Linked DNA regions of Homo sapiens: region 1 is linked to region 2. The links are chromatin loops, found by intact Hi-C in ENCODE. Cell type or tissue: HepG2. All regions are shown on one strand. Region 1 overlaps BICC1 (BicC family RNA binding protein 1). Region 2 overlaps BICC1 (BicC family RNA binding protein 1).

Region 1 (5,000 bases), 130 kb after region 2:
GGCCCTGGATCACCTCTCCTCAGGAATAATGAGAGATTTCAGGATTGTGTATCTTCTTTTCTTGCTGTGACTCTTGTTTTATAAATTTCCTGAAAAAAGTTCATTCCTTAACCCATTAAAAAAAAAAAAGAGTTCATTCTGATAGTTCACATTCTAACCAAATACTTTAGTGTACTTCTAGCCCGTCTCTTCTCAGAAGGTGAGAAAGCTGGTTTCCAGGATCCTCAGTGTATTAACTTTATGCCTAATTAATTAGTTAATTGTGCTGAACATAACCAGTATTCCAACTACTCAAGACTCCTTCTGACATCTTTGTACCCTCCCATTACCTCCCTTCCTTGGCTACCAGTCTCATAGGACTGATGCCTCTGCCTGGCAACTCCACCCCATCCCATTGCACCTCCTCAGGAGGAGAGGAGAGAAAAGGGAAAGAGAAAGTCACCCCAGGCGACTTCATGTGCTGCCAAGGTTGAAAGCCACTGTATTTAACATTTACACACATTATGTCTCTTTAAATATTTCAAAGCCTAGATGCTTTCCACATGGAGTAGTAGAGATTTAAGAAAAGTATATTTTTATCAGCTTCTCTTTTTATAATTTGTCCATTTCTCCCACAAGTGGAATAGAGAGGTAAGTTCTCATTAATTGTGAGGCTGTAGTGGGGTGTTGATGGCTGGATTTTATTCGAATGTTTTCATTTCCTCTGTGGTTTTAGGGCAGTGGTTTTCCAAATGGTCTGATCTAGTGCATTGGTAGCAACCTGATGCTGTCAGGTTTTTTAAGGGGGAAGATTCTTATTTTCAAATTCGTAATTTTTTAAAGGGCTCGCATATCGAGCTTGAATTTTTTTTTTTTTTTTTGTCCCTGAAGTTCTCTCATGCCAATCCTTGTTTCTGCTTCTTTGCTCAATTCAGAATACTGGTATTCAGTTAGTTCCATGTCATTTCTCTCTGGAGTTTAGAAATGGCATTTTAAAGGCATCAGGCATCCCCTAGCCTAACCCCACCTCCTTTAGGAAAACTGGAAGGAGAAAAGGTAGAGGGTCACTGGCCTAGATTATAAAAATCAAAGCACCAAACCTGATTATAGTCAAAAGAATCCTAAGAGTGATCTGAAGCTAAATTCCATGGCTGTGTGATTCATGATGATCTAAGACCTTTCATCTGTTTTTCATTTTCTGAAGATTGTTAAGTTGGTTGCTATTATTGACAATGTTTAGGTTTAAACAATTAGAATTAAGGTATAGAGTTACCTACATATGCTGTGTTCGGGTTGTGCTCATTTGTTGGCACAAGTTGATTCTGCAAAGGTTATGTGGCAAAAGTTTAATTTAGGTCATCTCTTGCATAGTGGAAATAGCTGAAGTCATTGGAGGATAACAGTGCTTTAAGTAAATTTTTACTTAAAAATTTGATTAAGTATTATTGAATTTATACTTCAAATCTGATATAATTTGGCTTTTAACATATGAGGCATTGAAATTTGGTATAGTTTTAAAAGATGAAATCAAGAAAGTAAAATCAGAAAAATTCGAGTGTAGGTTGAGAAAAAATTGGAAAAATATAGAAAACTATACTTTTTAACCTTAGAACTGTCACATTTTGGAATTTAAAAATTGTTATGAAGAATAAAATGTTCCATCTCTTATGTTCTAAATTTCCATGTATTGTGTTTTCTCTGCAGTGAGGTCCTTTGAGAGGCACATATGGGCGTGCAGTTCCATTCTCTTAGTGTGTGCCTGTGTATTGAGTAGCACCTGCCTCTGGTGTACTTGAAGAAAACTTAAGTGGCTATAGAATTAGTAGTCCCTCCAGGCCAAAATACAAATGACACATATCTTGGACATCTTCTACTAGAAGAATATAAAAATCCCAATGGCCTTTAAAAAATTAGAATAATGTTAAAAAACACAATTTATAATTTCGTTTCTAAAATTATCTGAAGGAATTGGAAGGATATTCCATTTTTAAATGCCCAAATGAAATAATCCTTTTAAACAAGGGTTTTCCACCCATGATGAAGGAGGTTAAATTAAAAACTTAACTAAAATGAGAACAATTGTGTTGTTCTTTAGTTCTTGCATTAGGAATGTGAAACCAGAAGTCAGCTAAGTCTCCATAGCAAGCATCTGTATTTACAAGATGAGTAACACAAGTCTGAATGTTGCGAAAGCTCTCGAAAGGTGAAAAAAGTTCAGAATATCAGACGTTTTGACTAGAAACTCTGTCACTGATTATCTCGTATTACAATGAGAAGGGCATGACATGACCCCTGATTACTTTTACACCTTTCTTGCTTCTGAATCCTTGTTTTTGAAACATAGGAAAGAACTATTTTGTTGACAACATTGCAGTTTCATATAGTTCATCCTAATAAATGTATAACAAAACTATCATGAGATAATATAGGAGATTTTGTAACAATCTGGTAAGAAAGGAAAAGTATTGCGAGTTCTGAACATTCAGTTACATGTGGAAAACTTGTATAAAGTGAATTTATTGCATTTGTTGTCATCACTTTTCTGAAAAAGAGAACTCTTGCAACTAAAATAAAATTCTTTTTTATCCAGTGTCTAGAATAGTACCTGCCACACTGTAGGCACTCAATAATGTTTTGTTGAATAAATAAATGAAAGATGTCATTTTTATTTGTAGTTGGCTTTGAACATCCAATTTTTTTCTTTTTCTTTTTCTTTTTCTTTTTTTTTTTTTTTTTTGAGACGGAGTCTTACTCTGTTGCCCAGGCTGCAGTGCAGTGGCACTATCTCGGCTCACTGCAACCTTTGCTTCCTGGGTTGACGCCATTCTCCTGCCTCAGCCTCCTGAGTAGCTGGGACTTCATGTTCATGCCACCATACCTGGCTAATTTTTTTATTTTTAGTAGAGACAGGGTTTCACCATGTTGACCAGGCTGGTCTCGAACTCCTGTCCTCAGGTGATCCACCCACCTCGGCCTCCCAAAGTGCTGGGGTTACAGGTGTGAATCACCACATCCGGCCCAATTTTTAGGTTTTATTTAACAGACATTTTCTTCCTCCCAACTTCTAGCACTGGACAACCTCTGGTGTGTTTTCTCTTTCTTTTCCAACATGTCATTTAAATCAGGGGTCCCCAGCCCCCAGGCTGTGCACTGGTATCGGCCTGTTAGGAATTGGGTCACACAGCAGGAGGTGAGCGGTAGCCAAGTGAGCATTACTGCCTGAGCTCCCCTTCCTGTCAGATCAGCGGCAGCATTAGATTCTCATAGGAGCATGAACCCTATTGTGAACTGTGCATTCAAGGGATCTAGGTTATGCACTCCTTATGAGAATCTAATGCCTGATGATCTGCGGTGGGACAGTTTCATCCCGAAACCATCTCCCTGCCCCTGCATTCGGTGAAAAAATTGTCTTCCATGAAACTGGTCCCTGATGCCAAAAAGGTTGGAGATGGTTGGTTTAAATAGAATCATATGCTATAGTCTTTTGTCTTCTTTTATTTATTAAATCCTTTGAGATTCATCTCATTTGAGGTTGTTGGGTGTGTCAGTAGTTCATTGCTTTGGTTCTGAGTAGTGGTCTATTGTATGGGTATATCACATTAAAAACATTCATTCACTAGTTGATGGAATTTGAGTCATTTTTAATTTAAGGCTTTTATGAATGAAGGTGCTGTAAAATGCACATAGAGGTCTTTGTGTAAACATATATTTTCACTTCTTTTGTATGAGTGCCTTGGAGTGTAATTGTTGGCTCATGTAAGTGTGTGTTTCACTTTCTAAGAAAGTGCCAGATTATTTTCTAAAGTAGCTATGCCATTTCAAATTCCCACCAGCAATATAGGAGAGTTTTAGTTGTTTCACATCCTTGTCAGCACCTGTTATTATCTATCTTTTGAAATGTTAGTCATTCTGGTGGATACTTAGTAGTTTCTGATTGTGGACTTATTTGCATTTCTCTGAGAACCAATATCGAGCATTTTTTAATGTGCTTAATCATTGTTTCCTTTGGTGAAGTATATGTTTGAGATTTTGCTAATTTTTTATTGGATTAAAAAGCATTAAGAGTTCTGGATATAGGTTCTTCATAAGATATAGGTTTTGTAAATAGCTTTTTCCTCAGTCTGTGGCTTTGTTCTGCATTTCAGACATTTTTCATTGGATTATTTTATAGTTTTTATGTCTCTGGTAAAATTTCCCTTTCTATACAGACACATTGATAATATTTTTCATTAGATCCTTATATTAATTGTAGTTATTTTAAAAGTTCTATCTGATATTTACAAGTCTGGGCCATCTTGAGGTCTATTTCATTTGACTATGCTATCTGTTGATGATAGGCTTGTGGGTTTTTTTTTTCCCTCCACTTTTGTGTCTTGTAATTTTTTATTGAATATTGGTATTGTGTGTTAAAGAGCAATAGTCTGTGGTAAATAAAATTAATACCCACAATGGTTACTTTTTTTGTTTCTTCAGTTCGTTAATATAGGGGAGTGTGTCAGTAGTCAGTATTGTCAGCAGTTGAGCTGGGTTTGAATTTTGCTGTTGCTGTAGTTACCTTGAGTGCAAACAGACTTCAGATTTCTCCAGTGGTGGATGGATTGCTGCTGCTACATTGAGCTTAATATGAGTCCCGGAGTGTGGTACAGTTTTCTGTGTTCCTGATCTACCTTTGGCTTTCTGCCAGCTCTGTACAGCTGTGCCACAGGGGTCTGTGTTATTGCCACTTCCCCAGTAGTAGACTACTGCTTGTTATTACTTGGTAAAAAGTTCATGGAAGGGTAAGTGGGTGGTTTGGTAGTCTGTCACTTCCCAGCCTCAGTTTTAGTCAGGTCTTGTGTGCCGAAGCCTCAGGAAAGGGGCATTCTCAGTGTTCCCACCTCTCTCAAAAACAACCATTTTTGAAATCTGCAAGATCAATTTTAATAGTATCTTGTTCCCTTAACATACTTTTGATAACTTCTCTTGTGTTTTTAAGCATAAGTATTCTGTATAATATTATTATAGTGCCTGCATTATTTTAG
Region 2 (5,000 bases):
AACACAGTATTTCTCTTATTCTGCGCAGAAGACCACTAAATCTTGTATTATCTATGTTCTGAGTTGATCCCTTTATCATGAGCTTTTTCTTTTGTTTGTTAAAAGCATCACTTAAAGCAAAGGCAATGTTTTGGTAAGATTTTATCTTTTTTAGTTATTTCATATAATGATTTAACTTCAAGCCAGAGAAATGTGTGTTTGGCTTGAGTCTTGCAGGAGGAATCATGTAAAGACATGTTTATTTTAATCTGGGGGGAATTTTTTTTAATTAGAACTTTTTATATGGGAAAAGAAAACCTGAGATTGTTATAGATCTATAGCGTTTTTCTTCAGGGATCTATAATTTACTAAAACATTGTTGGCACTTATTACGTACACAGAAAGATCACCTTCAAAAATATATTTACTATCAGTAAATGGATATCTGAGATGCATTATCTAAATAGAGCATATTTGACCAAGTCTAAAAACTGGGCTTTAGCAACAAAACATTATAAAAATGGATCTGGATTTTAAAAGTTTTGCATAAATGATTAGCTTTCAAGCTTGTGAAAGTTTTTTTTTTTCATTTTAAATCATTTGGGACTAGTGAGGCCATCTACAATGGGAAATTGTTGCATGTATTGGACAAAAATCATGAGTGCATATTATGGGACTGCAGAATTAAATGAGGCCCTTTACCTTTAAAAGGAATATAATCTAGTGGAAGAGAGGAAACGTATCTGTATTTTTTAACAGAAAACAAAAGGAGATCACGTAGAGTAAGGCCCTGATTAATGTACATCATAGCCTGGGTCACGTACCTCCACCCCACAAGACCAAGAAGTGAAATGAGGGAATTGAAGAATCAAATAGAAAAAGGCAAAGCCAATACAATGATGCACTATCTAGTTTGTTACTTCTGAGGATGACTACTACTTCTGGTGAGGCCCAGAAGCTATATCCCTAAATTGTCCACCTAAGGAATTAAAAAGAGAGGCATTGGTCTGTCAGCTTCTGTTCCCTCCTTGAGGAGAGTCAAGGGTTGCCTTCTGGGGCCTGCCTTTCCTGCGATTCTGTGTTAATACACTTAAGACTTAGACGTATAGATATCTAACAAGCTCCTAGGGAAGTAATAAAGAAGTATGTTTAGTGTAAGATTGAGATGAGACATTGTTACCCCAAAGTGGGTTGATACCTATGCCGAACTGTTTACTGTAGCCTCGCTGGAATCAGAGATGAAGGTGAGATGGTATATAAGATTGTGTGTCCAGTACAATGTCTTTATATACTTTAAATGCAAAAAAAAAAAAAAAAAGAAAATCAGAAAGGGAGAGGCGGAAATGGACGTTTAAGATATTTCATACCTTTGTTCTAAATCAAAGAAACTTCCTTACTGTAAATTCTTCATGTAGAGAATGCTTTATGAGATTACAAAAATAAGCCTGTCTGCAGTCAGCAAGATGGAGGAATAGGGAGCACCAGACTTCTACCCCTACAGAAATACTGACTTAACAATATGTGGTCCAATAAAGCCTTTATGAGAAGGCCAGAAATCACTTATGAAGTCACAGAACTCCAGTTTAAAACCAAGAACCATGGTTTTGAAACAGGTAAGAAAAGCTGTTTCATTTCATCTGAGTCGGCCCCTTCCCCAAGCCACCACAGCTAATGATGAGGAAAAAAAGTCCAGTGACTGGTTTCTCCCTTGGGAGAAAAAGAGTAAAATGGAATTATGTCCAATGTGCTGGCTTTTTGAGACTACTCAAGTGACTGGTTTCTGCCTTGCTTGACTTGGAGTGCTGATGAGGAATAGGCATACTTTGATTGCCTGGGGACTGCTGAGAACAAGAGAGCTCAGCGGTTGGTGGCAGTACCAAAATACCCGTAGTACTGCAAACAGACACCAGAGGGTGCAAGAGACTGTAGACTCCTGAAAAAGAAACCAGAAAACTTTGTCTGGTTGTGAAATTACACACATAGGCTCAGAAAAAATTCATCTCTGTAAAAGGTTTGAGAGACCGCCAGAATCTCTAGCTGGGCTGATTGGTGAAGATCTTTTTCCATCCAAAACCAGTCTGTAAAGACTGGAAGAGGTGACCGTTTATTCAAATACAAAAATTACAACAAAATATAAGGCACACAAACAGGGAAAATATGGTCCAATCAGAAGAACAAAATAACTGTCCGTAAACTGACCCAAAAGAAATGGAGATCTGTGAATTACCTGACAAATAGTTTAAAAGGAACATTTTAAATTAGTGCACTACAAGAAAACATATACAATGAAACTGTGAATAAAATGAGAATATCAATTAAGAGATGGAAACTGTAAAGATCCAAACAGGAATTCTAAATAACTAAACAGGAATTCTGAAGCTGAAGAATACAGTAACTGATTTGAAAAAAAAAATTATAGGGGATCAACAGCAGACTTTATTAAGCAAGAGAAAGAATCAGCAAACTCAAAGACAGGTCATTTGAAATTATTGAGTCAGAGGAACAAAAAGAAAAAGGAAAAATGAAGAAAGCCTAAGGGACTTATGGGGCGCCATCAAGTGAATCAATATATGCATTACATGAATTTCAGAAGAGGAATATAGAGGAAATGAGGGACAGAATATTTTTCAAACTACAATAGCCAAAACCTTCCAAATGTGAAAAAGGAAATAGATATCCAAATATAAGAAGCTCAAAGGACTACAGTCATGATGAAACTAAAGAAATTCACACTAAGACACATTCTAGTCAACTTTCCAAAAACAAAAATCTTAAGGGCAACAGGAGAAAGGCAATGTGGTATATACAGAGACTTTCCATAAGAATATCACACATTTCTCAGTGGAAGCATCGCAGGACAGAGTGGAATGAGATTATATGAGGGATCTTCAAAAAGTTTGTGGACGGTATGTATTATGAAAAAAAAAACTATGCATGGATTTCAAACTTTTTTTTGGCACTAAAATAAATTCCTGCTGATTTGGGTAAGACATCAATTTGAAAAGAGTCCCTATCCAGAGCAACATGTATTCTGCTATTACTGAGGCAAGAACAAATACCAAATTTATGGTGAAGCATGGTGGAAGAATGGTGAAATTATTGATACTTTACAAAAAATTTATGGGAATAGTACACCAAAGAAATCAGCTGCTTCCAAATGGATAATTCATTTTAAGAAGGGACGAGATGATGATGAAGATGAGGCCCATGGCAGCAGACCATCCACATCAATTTATGAGAAAAAAATTCATCTTATTCATGCCTAACTGAAGAGGGCCAACAATTCACAGAAGAAGCAATGGCCAAACACCATAGGCATCTCAGTTGGTTTAGCTTACACAATTCTGACTAAAAAATCAAAGTTGAACAAATTTTCCACTCAATGGGTGCCAAAACTGTTGTGCTAAGATTAGCTGCACACAAGAGCTTTCAGTGAAAAATTCAAACAATTGGCATTGAGATCCTAAAGCATTTCTCGAAAGAATTGTAACAGCAGATGAAACATGGTTTTGCCAGTACAATCCTGAAGACAAAGCACAATCAAAGCAATGGCTACCAAGAGGGGCACATGGTGAAGAGCAAAAGTCATGGCAATAGTTTTATGAGATATTCAAGGCATTTTGCTTGTTAACTTTCTGGAGGGTCAAAAGAAAATAACATCTGCCTCCGTCCCAAAAAGAAAAATAAAAAAGAAAATAACATCTGGTTATTATGAGAGTGTTTTGAGAAACCCAAAGCTTTAGAAGAAAAACGTCTGGGAAAGCTTCATCAGCGAGTTGTTCTCTGCCATGGCAGTGCTTCTGCTCGTTCCTCTCATCAAACAAGGACAAATTTTAAATAATTTCCATGGGGAATCATTAGGCATCCACCTTACAATTGTGATTTATTCCTTTTGACTTCTTTTTGTCTTCTAATTTAAAAACATCTTTAAAGGGTATCCATTTTTCTTCACTTAATAATGTAAAAAAGACTGCATTGACATGGCTAAGTTCCTAGGACCCCCACTTTTTTAGTGATGTACTAAATGGTTGATACAATCACTTACAAGAGTACTGGAACTTTTTGGAGCTTATGACAAGAAATAAAGTTCATATTTTTAATTTTTATCTTTTAATTCAATTTTCCATGAAAGTTTTGATGTCCCCTCATCCATACAGAGTGCTGAAGGAAAAAAAAACCTGACAATCAAGAATAGTATATATGGCAAGACTTTTAAAAGTGAAGAATAAATAAAGACCTTTCTGGATAAACAAAAGGCGAGGAATTAATTACCATTATGCCTGCCTTATAAGAATTGTTAAAGGGAGTTTTTCAGGTTGAAACAAAGGGATACTAAACAGTAACATGAAAGGATATGGAAATATAAAGCTCTCTGGTGAAATACCCATGGTAGATGCACCAGAAAAAATGAGAAAGAAAGAAAAGCATGTCACTACAGAAGAATCAATGAAATAGAAAGGCAGCAAGAGCCGCAAAGGGGGACAAAATTACTACTAGCCATACAGAACACAATTAAATGATAATAGTAAGTTCTTACCTATCAGTAATTACTTTAAATGTAAATTGATTAAATTCCCCAGTCAAAAGACATACAGTGGCTGAATGGATTAAAAAAGAACAAGATCCAACTATATGCTGTCTACAAGACACTTTAGATATAAGGACATACTCGGGCTGAAAGTAAAAGGAGGGAAAAAAGATATTCCATGCAAATGGTAACCCAAAGAGATCAGAGGTGTTCATGTTTATATCAGACAAAAATAGACTTTATAGAAAATAGGTAAAGGAGGGCATTAAGTCTCCCCTTACCCAAGATAGCAGATTGGAGGTATTGCTAGCATGCCTCTCCCACTTAGACAAAGTAGTGTGTAGAAATTAATGCTCTGAACTTTTTTTTCAAGAAGCAACATAGGAACTAAACAGAAAAACTGAAAGGAACTACAGACCCTTTGAAAGAAGCAGTGGGCGGCAGCCTATACTGTGAACCAGACTGAAAACCCCCACAGGAAACACTGAACCTG

Evidence for each region. Hi-C counts contacts between places; a loop is a spot of excess contacts. Peaks named below come from ENCODE experiments on the same cell type or tissue, not always from the same donor. Only the 100,000 strongest peaks of a DNase experiment are listed, where the experiment ranks them.
Region 1: a loop joins it to region 2, with 4 times the contacts of the local background. A loop is called at or near these places in 2 of 110 quality-filtered maps.

Annotation. Positions count from the first base shown.
Region 1 is chr10:58,660,369-58,665,368 of GRCh38, forward strand. The region is part of intron 2 of BICC1 (BicC family RNA binding protein 1); the gene reads left to right. Among named protein-coding and RNA genes, the nearest start is that of BICC1, 150 kb to the left of the region's middle. In HepG2, no CTCF peak of the experiment used is centred here; a DNase peak (open chromatin) is centred at 2,173; H3K4me3 peaks cover 29 bases.
Region 2 is chr10:58,529,405-58,534,404 of GRCh38, forward strand. The region is part of intron 1 of BICC1 (BicC family RNA binding protein 1); the gene reads left to right. Among named protein-coding and RNA genes, the nearest start is that of BICC1, 19 kb to the left of the region's middle. RefSeq lists a silencer at 1,948-2,007. In HepG2, a CTCF peak has its summit at 1,884 (motif pointing right); a DNase peak (open chromatin) is centred at 1,877.